Linked DNA regions of Homo sapiens: region 1 is linked to region 2. The links are chromatin loops, found by intact Hi-C in ENCODE. Cell type or tissue: heart left ventricle. All regions are shown on one strand. Each heading gives the region's core, and the rest is flanking DNA. Links, peaks and the distances in the headings are about the cores only. Region 1 overlaps LOC105378275 (a long non-coding RNA gene). Region 2 overlaps LINC02659 (long intergenic non-protein coding RNA 2659).

Region 1 (5,386 bases), core at 213-5,212, 90 kb before region 2:
CAATATGGAAATCAGCACAATTTGTTATCAGCATGGATGGCTGGAGTGTGGTGAGGTGGGCTTAGAGGGTGATGTGGGTGCAGGGAGGAAGGATGAAATAAAAGGGAGAGAAAAGGAAATAGGAGAAAAAAAGGACTGCAAAGAGAAATAAACAGTATGTTTTATGTATTCATGTAAAGATAGATATGCATGCTTGAAAGAAGACATGAATAGGGCATTACATATATTTTTCATTGAAATATATATATAGATTTTTCTATTAACTTTTAGCATGCTAATGTTTTGCCAATTTGCTTCAGAATTTTTAAGAACAATAATATCAAGCTCAAAAGGCCTTACCCCTTCGTTCCTTCCTGCTCCTCAGCAGCACTGCTTTTCCTTAAGTTGGTATAATTCATTAACAGTATTATTGTATAATTTTACTACATTTGGATATATCCATATACAAATGGAATCATGTTTCACATATATTTTCCTTCTTGATTTTTACATTTGGCCTTGTGTTTTTGATATTTATCCCTGTAGATACATATAGGTCTAATTTGTGTCTTCTGTTGCATGATATTCCATTGTATGAATAAGCTACAACTTACACATGCTTTTCCTGACTGACAGCTATGTTGTGTACATTTTTTTCTTGTTATAAACAATGGCAAAAATCAATGTCTTTGTACATGTTACTGTATATATATGTGTGTGGGAATTTCTCTAGGGTACAGGCACACATGCATGTTTGCATATGCCCATATACATTATATGTTATGCTATGCATACGCACATTTTTATGTGCACAGTATAAGCATGTGCAGATGCACATGTATATGCTGCGTACACATGTACATTCATATGTGTACATGTATACATGTGTGTTTCACAGGTACATATCATGTAACATGGACTAACTGAAGATGCATATATCTTGTGAAACAGCACTTGCCATCATAGGAATAGAATGTATGTATCACACCCACATGCACACACACCTGCCTAGGAAGGCAATTGCTGCATGATACGAGACATACATCTTCAACTTTGCTGGTGGCTGTTGCCACATGACTATTCTATTGATTGTACCACTTGCTGCGCCCACAAGCAGTGTGTACCCTGCTATACCCCACATGACACTGGTACTTTTGGACTTAACAAAAAATTTCTAAGCAATCCAATGGATAATAAAACTTGTATAAATATCCACTGTACATGTTAAAATATATTAAAAATATCTGAAAGTAGTATTCTTGACTCGAAGACTATGTGCACTTCCAATTTTGATTGAAAAATGGATATTTTGTAGGTCAAAAAGGATGAAATATTGGCAATGACATGGAATTCAACCTATTGCCAAGTGGTGCTCCCATTGTGCAGCTGTGGTCATTTTCTTTTTCACAGCTTTGCTGATTCTGAACATTTGGTTTTATGTATTAAGTTTGCTTATACTTTCTTATATTTTACATTAATTTGATCATTATCTTTATCTTCTTACTTTCTTAACTACTTGAAAAAAATTCTTTATGCATTGTGAATACTTATTCATTGCCATGTGTCTTGTTAGTATATTCTCCCAGCTTTTACATTGTTGTTTGATTTTCATCATGTGGTTTTGCAGAACTATGCATATCTTACATAGTAAAATTTGTTCATCACTTCCTTGATGATTAATTAATTCTGGGCATGTGTAGAAAGCCTTTATTTATCCTAATATTATAAAAATACATTATCTTCTGGTACTTTTGTGACTTCATTTATTATGTTTAAATATTTGCCACAACTGCCAATAAATTTGGTATGAGGACTTAGGTAGGAGACTACATTCCTTCTCCTTCCCCTGCCCTGCCCTCCAATTGAGCCTTTTTTTTTTTGCGGCATTGCTTGCTTATGGTGCTGAAATGTTACATTTATAAAATCCAATACTTCCATTTATTCTTGGTTGTGTTTCTGGATTCTGTTCTATTCTATTTCTTTGATTATTTCTGCACTGGAATCACTGGATTTTAATCATTCTAGCCTTTAACATCTGACTGAGCCAAACTTGCTACCTAACCCCCCTATTTATTTTTCTGATTTATAAAAAAATCACTAAGTTTCTAAAAAGGAACATGTTTGGAATGTTTTGTGATTGCATTAAATTATTTATCACTACATGACATATTCTGAGAGTTCCTCTTCCAGACAAAAGTACATCTTTCACTTTACTTCAGTCTTCTTGTTTGTCTCTCAAGAGAGTGGGTGAGTCCTTGCTAAGCAAAACAAAACAAGACCCAGAAACTATAAGGGAAAAGACTCATGCATATGAGTACATAAAAATAAAACTAAAATTCACCAATGAAAAATATGGCAGAAGTTAAATTTAAAAAAAGGTCAAACAGGAAAAATACTTGCCAAACAAGTCAGAAGAAGAACATGTCACTATTGTAAAGCCAGGGATTACAAATCTGTCACCAAAATGCCACTCAGTGGAAAAATTGACAACACACATGGCAGTCCACAGAGAAAGAAAAGACTAAATAATAAAGAGACAGCATAGGATTGCTCACCACTGAGCCTGGAAAAAGGTAAACTGTCCCACATTAGCCAGTGTGGCAAGGTAGGGGGAGGGCCTCTGATGCTTTGGGAGAGCAACTTTGTGCAATGGCAAGTGTGTGGTATTACCTGTAAAGGCAAAAGACGGAACGTACCTAAATGCCAATCTAGAGGGACTTGGGAAAATGCATGATCATTCTTCTCTAAAATAAAATACAACGCAGTTTTGAAAAAGAATGAGTGAGTCTGAATGTGCTGAAATGTATTGTTATAGCAAAGAAACTTGGATTCAGAAGAGTAGGCACTGACTGCTCTAATTTGATATGAAAAGGATACGAACGCAATGAACACAAGTGAATACATGGGCTTACATATGTGTAAGATGTCTGGAGGCCCAAAAAAACTATTCATGATGGTTACCTCTCGCAAGGAATCTGGGGGTCTGGTTGTGAGGGAGATTTGCTATCATTTTTAAATATTTAGATTTTTTTAACACGCGCTTGCCCTACTTTAAATGAAAGAGGATTGGATGACACCTTGAGAATGCATCTGATGTACGAAACATTCATGTTTGTTAAACAAATATAATAGGACATGTCTCTTGGAAATCAATTATGATTTGCAAAGTTGGCCCCCTAAGTTCCTAAGTTTTGTAAAAATTTGAATTCAATTCCATTATACTTTCAAATTTGGGGAGCAGGTGGTTAGCAATCCAGATGTGAGAGGAACTGCATGCCAGCAGTCACTTTCAGTTTTAAGGAGAGAGGCTGACTAACCTCGGTGAGAGGGCCCTTAACAGAGAATGGCGGATGTGGCTGGGGAGAGAAAGCCGCAGACACTGCTTACAGCTTTTCCTGTCACACAGGGACTCTTGCTCAGCCTCTGCTCCTTTTCCTTCGGCCTCTTAGGGATGCACATTTTTAAATGATTCTCTGCTACTCTTCTGCACTGAGAATGACTTTTGTTTCTAACGTTTTTGGTATAAGATTTTCAATTATTTCCTCCGCCCTTTGTCTGACCCAGGTTGGAGTCTATGTCTTCTTCCTAGATCTTCCCACAGTTTTGGCTGTGAGGCCATTGTGGGAGTCCCACAGAAACAGGTTGCAGCCTAGTCACTGAGCAATTGCTCATATATCCTTTGTGAGTTCCGAGAATGCCGAGAGCTTTCCAGAGTAGTCTGGAGATAACATCCTGGACCTGTCCACACTTACTTTTGAAACAAAGCAGATGTGCCATAATTAGTGGTTGGTTCCATATTTTTTGGAAGACGTAATATTTTTTCCTGAAAGAATGCACAGAACAGATGCATTCCACTGCAGCAGGCTGAGTGTTGTAACAGGAACATGCACAGGAGTTTATGGGAATGGAGGTGAAGGAGACTGGGAAGGGTGCAAAGGAGGAGGATGAATTGTCCAAGTGGAAAGTGGTCCCAGAACAGAATTAGAGAAGGCGGAGGTATGACAGAGTGGAAAACAGCCTCTAATGGAATAGGCCAACTAGGTTAAAAACACACATGTAAGAAGCTCCCAGGGGCCTCTGCACTAACAAGGGATCTTGAGGATATGAGAGTGATGGGGATGTTTTCCACTCCTTCCCTTCTGCTAAGTCATTCCCTTTGGGCACAGAGAGACCTGGCTCTAAGGTAGAGTTCCTACACTCACCAGGTGTGTGTCAATATGGAAATCTCTCCTTTTCTAGAGACCCCACTTCCTCATCAGCAAAATGTAAATATTTAGCACCAGTTTCACAAAATCTTGTGCCTGGCACGTAGTAGTTGCTCAATAAATATAAGCTTCCATTTTCTCTCATGAATTCCTTTAGTGTAAGTACTACTTGTTCATCCACTTGGCATTCAAAGTCTTCCGTGTTTTGAATCACTCATCACACAAACGTGACCTTCTAATGTCTCTGAATGCTAGACTTTGACTTTAATAATAGAAATGACTAATAATATCTTAGCAAGACACTTCTAACTCGGAGTTAGATCCTTCTATCATATGCACCCTGTGATGCAGCTGGCCTAGGACCACTATGGTCCCCAAGAGACAGATGCAGAAATGGAGGCCAAGGCCCAAGTGCCTTGAAAGGCCACTAAGTTAGTGACCAGCTAGCCAGGACTCAACCCACTGACTCTCTTGCCTGAGGTGGCTACAGTCCTTGTCCGGCAGGTCATTAAACATCAAAATCACAGGGTTCTTCCTTTCCAAACGTTCTTACTTTTTTGCCTGTGGAAACCTATTCATTTTCAGGGTCCATCTTTTTTTGTGTGTGTGTAAGACAGGGTCTTGCGCTCTTACCCAGGCTGGAGTTCAGTGGTGTGATCTCAGCTCACTGCAACCTCGACCTCCTGGGCTCAAGTGATCCTCCCACTTCAGCCTCCTGAGTAGCTGGGAATACAGGCACACACCACCATGCCTGGCTAATTTTTTTTTCATTTTTGTAGAGATAGGGTTTCTTCATGGTGGGCCCAGGCTGGTCTTGAACTCCTGGGCTCAAGCAATCCTCCTTCTTCAGCCTCCCAAAGTGCTGGGATTACAGGCATGAGCCACCCTATGCCCAGCCTAGGGTCCATATTAAGACTTTTATATTTCAGAATTCTTCCAACACCAGTGTGATGGGTGTGTGTGTGTGTGCGTGTGTGTGTGTGTGTGTATGTGTGTAGAGAGAGAACATGTGTGATCTGAATGTTCTGGCATTTGTGTAGACACCCTTTGGGGATTCTGGCTATGCCTATATAACAATTTCTCCTTCGTGGGAAGAAAGCAAGGGTAGCAGGCTGTGACCGTGCTTTTTGTTTTTCAGCAAGGAAGAGCCAAGCACCGCATGACTCTTGTAGAAGATGGACTTTGCAGACTGCAAAAGGGGA
Region 2 (5,386 bases), core at 296-5,295:
AAAATGGATGGCTTAAGAAGCCGGCATGGCCATTACCTGTGTGACTTGGCAGGACATCATGTTGGGACTTCAGAAGGAGGCCAGTAGGAAGAGGAAGCTGGAAATAGATGTGGCAGAAGCAGCAGGATCCAGGCCAGGGTCGCTTTCGAAGGTGAAATCTATTCTGCTAGTCTGGGCAATGGTAGCAGTTTCCAGTACCTGCAGGTGGACTACGAGGCAGTGACATTCTCGTTCCACCTGATCTGTTTAGCACCTTGCTGGATGTGTAGGGCAGAGTCTCACCTCCTGAGAAGGGGTCTGGGCAGGACTGCACAGGGCATCATGCCTTCCACCTGGACCTCTGGGCAGGGCTACAGGCCCTGCGGGTGGACTGGATGCAATTCGGAACATGGAGACAGACATGTTGCATTCCGACTAGGGAGACCTGGCAGAGCTTAGGGGACCCTGACAGTGCAGAGACTGTGAGGGAATCTAGGCTCGTCTTGGGCTGCATGGCCCCCCTGAGCAGCAGCAGGGACTGCTCTCTGGATGGCAGGGCTAAGCCTGCAGATTCTGGGGCTGCTGAGTGCCTACAGCCTAGGGTTGCGGAGAAAGTAGCACCTGACACCGGTTCAGAGGAGACAACCTGCCACTCTCTGAGTTACAGGCTGCATTTCACTTCACTTGAGGGTCCGATTCCGGATGGAATATAGGGCCATTAGAGGCGAGGACTGAGGGTCGGTAAGGCTGGAAGATTTGTTGGAAGGTCAGTGATGTGGCTGTTGACGTGCATGAAAATGAAGATGATGAACCAGGTACCTGACATCCGGCAGTTTATAGACAGCAGATCCCTAAAAGGGTGGGGCAGGAGGCAAGGTAGCTGTCCCTCGATACCTACAAGCTGTGAACAGAGTCCCCAGGACCCGTCCCTCTCTTGGGAACCACAAGCTGATGACTCTTTGGCTCCCACTGGTTTTGCTTGGCTTGCACAGGGTTAAAAGCTGAATTTAAATGTCCTGGGTGGGGCCTGTGTTTTCCAGGCCCACCAGTCCCATCCGATACCCAGACACCTTTACTCAGGTGCGCCACCTGCCTGGGTTGTGGGTGTCTGGGAACTGTCGCGGGAGTGCCGCCAGCCCGGTTTTGTTGTCCCATGCAGAGGCGGTGGTCCAGCCTCAGACTCTTAGCTGCAGGACTGACAGTGAAGTGAGAGCATGCCTTGCCCTTCCCTGCCTCCCCTCTGCAAGCTGTTTCCCCAGGACAGGACCCAGAAATGCCCCCCCAGCAGCCCCACCACCATCCTGCTCAATCTGGAAAGGGAGAGCAGAGAGGAAAAGAGGAGAGAGTTTGTGGAGAAACAGGGTGAGACAACGATTGGAAGTGGGCAGGGAAGACCAAGGGAAAGATATGGCCTTCTCCTGGGAGTCCAGAAGTGATTGTTATGTCTGGGAGCTCCCAGACATGTATTTTCCAGGTCCTGGGATTTTAGTTACAAAGTTCTGCATGAGCTGTGAGTGAGGTGGGCTGGTAGCACAGGGCTAGGAGTGATGGTTCACACACGATTCTTCAAGGGGCTGGTAGAGGGGCACCTCCGAGAGGGGGAGCTTCAGGGCCAGGGAAATACGAAGACCCGAGCAGAGCTGAATGAGTTAGAACAGGGGGAGGTTGTTCTTCTTCACTGCCCAGCCTGCCCCCATCCCAGCTGCCGGCACACGAGCTACTGAGACCCAGGCGTGTGGCCAATCCACAGGAGGTGGGCTGTGAGTGTGAAGTGCATGGCAGACACACACGAGCTCAAAGACCTGGCCTGAAGAGAAGAAAGCAACCGATCCCATTAATAAGTTATGTGAAGGTTACATGCTGAACTGATAATATTTTGGATGTATTAAGTTAAATAAATTATATTACATGATTTTACTAGTTTCTCTTTACTGTTTTTTTTTTTTTTTTTTTTTTTTTTAGTGTGGCTCCTAGAACATTTGAAACTATGTATGTGCTTTGTATCACACTCTATTGGACAATACTAATCTAGGCTCTTCTTAAAGCTCCAGGAGCAAAATATACAAACACAGAAGAAAACACACACGTGCACGTGGACACACACACACACACACACACACACACACACACACTCTAGAGGGTTTCAGGCAGCTCCAGCAGCTGGAAGACAAGACTGCTCGAGATAAGTCTGTTGAAACTGTGATAAATTAAAAAATAACGCAGACCACCCCCGGCCCTTGGGGAGCTCCTGCTAGTGCTCAGTCCCCATTGTGCCAGCGCCTGACTCCTCTTTTCCTGCCCTCGCCTCCAGCCCAGTTCAGGCTGCTTCCCACTTTCTGAACGCCACCACAGACTCAGGGTGTCAGATGTGCTGGGAGAAAACAAGCGCTTACATTTCAGAAATAAGAAATCTTTTTCTCAGGCTTTGGGGTTAATGGTATGAGAGTTTCTGCATTCCAGCTGCTGTGCTGGGTCTCTGGCAGGCCAGCTGTTCTCTGCTCCAATGGAAAACATAACTAAGTAGTCATTTCAGTGTGTAAAAAGTTCAGCAGAATTGTTGGAGCTATCACCATAAATCAGAAATGACTTTCTTTAGGGACTCGATTGCCACTTGATTTAGCATTTCCTGGCACCTTGCCTATCATAGAATGAAGCCATGATTGCTTCCTATACAGAATGTTATCTGTAAAACATCTCACCAGAAGCCCACAGAACGCTGACCAGCCTGCAAGTTTTGATAATCTATGGCTGGCCTTCGTATTGAGAATAAATTTGACAATGGGACCCATTGTTAAATTAGATAATATATTTCATGGAACAGCTTCCAAATGAAAATGGGGTTCATACAGTTTTTTACATATCATTTGTTCCAGAAAAAGGAAAAATGGACTCTGTTCAAGGGAGAAAATTCAGTGAAATATTCATACTGTGAAATCTGAGAAATTATCCTAAGCAAACTACATGCTGACATGCTTTGTTACTGTATGAATGGGGAAATGTGAATCGGCTGAGGGAAGGGTAGGGTGACAGCCGCATGATGGAAATGTCGAGAGTTCCCTTAGCTTAGTTCCTTACATGTAAAGAAGGAACAATGTAGTTGGGAAGGATCACGGGGAAGGTCTAGAAGACTCTCTCCAATGCCCTGTAGCTTTTCCTGGCATGTGCGCTGTCCAGAAGAGAGGCCCAGAGGGGAAGAGGGAGGCTGTAAGATTTGTAGGTAGAGATTCTGCCTTTCACAAAGCCAGGGAGGCACTAACCCCAGCTGACACTTGTCATGGGCTGTGAGCCATGAACAGGCCAAGAACAGGGGTGAACCTCGCTGGCGCTCAGCAGAGAACAAGGGCACTTCCAGGAAACTCCCAGTGGCTTCCAAACTGAGAAAAGAACCAAGGGCAGAGACGCTCCACTCAGGCCATCTCAGAACGGCTTGCTTCCTGGCTCCCGGGGCTGCTGAATCAGCATAGAGAACTGAGAACTCGGTCTTCTTCCCTGCCCCTTCCCTTGGGTCGGAATAACTCAGACCGGGATCCCCACTAATGGTTCTGGACAAACATTGCATTCCCTCTGTAATGTCGAGCACACAGATGAAAATCACCAGGAGAATGAGAAGATAGCACAGTTCAAAAGGAGGAAGCACTCTGAGGAATCAGGGGAAATATTTTCCTATAAAATATAGTTTCTGAAAGAGATGGGAAAATTTTGAGAACACTTCTGATCTGTGTTTCCAATAAACTTCAAATGAGCATTTCTTCTATGAAATTCGAGTAGAGAACCATAAAGAAAAAAAACAAACAGGGTAGGGAAGGCTGTGAGATGATTTAAAAAATGTTCATTTCAGAAATGGAAACGGGGAAGGGGAGAGCAAAATGGACCTTTCAGTAAAAAAGGTTTTATAAGAGAGAAGTCAAATTTGACATCACAGAAGTCAGAGGAAGAGGATAAGAGAAGGTTAATTAGAGAAAATATAGGAAAAGCATGGGCTGAGATATATTTAATTTATAAATATTAGGCATTCCAGAGAAAGAACCTCCAAAAGTGGAGCTATCATTAAAGAACTATTTGGTGGAAATTTTCCCAAGTTAAAGAAAGACTCTTCAGAAATCTAGATAAAATAATGAAGGGCTTTTTTTTGCCTAGACTTACCCTGATAATTTATTTTAATTTCAAGAAAAAGCCCCCACAAATTCAGTGAGGGTCAAGGCGATAAAACTTGGTTCCTGTTTCTTTGTAACACGAAGACAATGATCATCAGTTGCAGAAATGTGACCAAGAAAAGTATGGTGACCCACATGGGGTTTCCAGATAAAATGCAGGATGCCCAGGCAATATTGGGGGCATTCTTATACCAGAAGCGTTATTTCATGTTTATCTGAAATTTAAATTGAAGTGTCTGTCCTGCATTCTCCCATTTTGGCTCCCCTAGCTGCCATGCAGACATTGAGATCCCAGTGCAGAAAAGCTGCGTTCTCTTGTGAACTTGAGAAGTTCAGACCCCATGTGAGGGTCTGGACAGACAACAGCCACAAAAAAATGCAAACAAGAAACATCTTAGTGAGTCATTTTTAAGCCAACTGAGTGAGGAATCAAAATATCAAATCCAAAAATGGAGAATTCATGATATAAAATACTAATAAAAATAAACAAATAACCTCTTCCCCCCAAACAAACATAAACTATAGAACAAAATTAATGTAATTCTCAATGGGACATTAAAACACAACAAGAATGCCAAAAATAATTTCCAAAAGAGGACACATGGTTAAAAATATTAACTAAGTAATAGTTATCTAGTTCAAATAACCTACTGTATCACTAAAAATTGGGAATTGAATGGCCAGAAGACAAGATGTAAAAGTGGAGTATATTCCTCATATCACACAGAGAAGGATCAATTTATATTGTCTTTTTTTTTTTTTTTCCTGAAGAGGGGTCTTGCTCTGTTGCCCAAACTGAAGTGCAGTGGTGCAATCACAGCTTACTGTAACTTTGAACTCCTGGGCTCAAGTGATCCTCCTACCTCAGCCTCCCAAAGCACTGGGATTGCAAGTGTGAGCCACTATGCCAGGCCTATTTTTGATAATGAAAATTAGAGAAAGTAGATTCCAGTGCATACTTATTAAATGTCATTACTAACAGAATGAAAATAGTAGATGTGAGTTCCAAATCACAAGGGAAAAGTCAGGTTAAAAAAGTAACCTCAATATAAAAGGTGTATTAAAAATGACCATAAAACAAAATAGCAGAAATAAAATTAAGCATATAAATCATGTTAATAAAATGATCAGGATGAACTCTTATTTTGAATCACAGACTCACATTTGGTTAAGAGTAAAATCTAAATACTGCGTTAGTGTACCCAGTTAATCCAAAAATATTAAAAATAAGGCAATGGGCAATGATATAGTGA

The links. A loop is a pair of places that touch in the nucleus more often than their neighbours do. Peaks named below come from ENCODE experiments on the same cell type or tissue, not always from the same donor. Only the 100,000 strongest peaks of a DNase experiment are listed, where the experiment ranks them.
Region 1: it touches region 2 in a loop (1.9-fold over the local background); 5 of 110 quality-filtered maps call a loop at or near these places.

What each region holds. Positions count from the first base shown.
Region 1 is chr10:43,813,185-43,818,570 of GRCh38, forward strand. LOC105378275 (a long non-coding RNA gene) reads left to right here. Exons shown (of 3, transcript XR_945906.4): 3 at 5,323-5,386. Among named protein-coding and RNA genes, the nearest start is that of LINC00619, 29 kb to the right of the region's middle. RefSeq lists a silencer at 3,383-3,583. In heart left ventricle, for the core only: no CTCF peak of the experiment used is centred there; a DNase peak (open chromatin) is centred at 3,329; H3K27ac peaks cover 2,873 bases.
Region 2 is chr10:43,903,392-43,908,777 of GRCh38, forward strand. LINC02659 (long intergenic non-protein coding RNA 2659) reads right to left here. Exons shown (of 3, transcript NR_184145.1): 2 at 37-830. Among named protein-coding and RNA genes, the nearest start is that of LINC00841, 3.2 kb to the right of the region's middle. In heart left ventricle, for the core only: no CTCF peak of the experiment used is centred there; a DNase peak (open chromatin) is centred at 2,240; H3K27ac peaks cover 2,477 bases.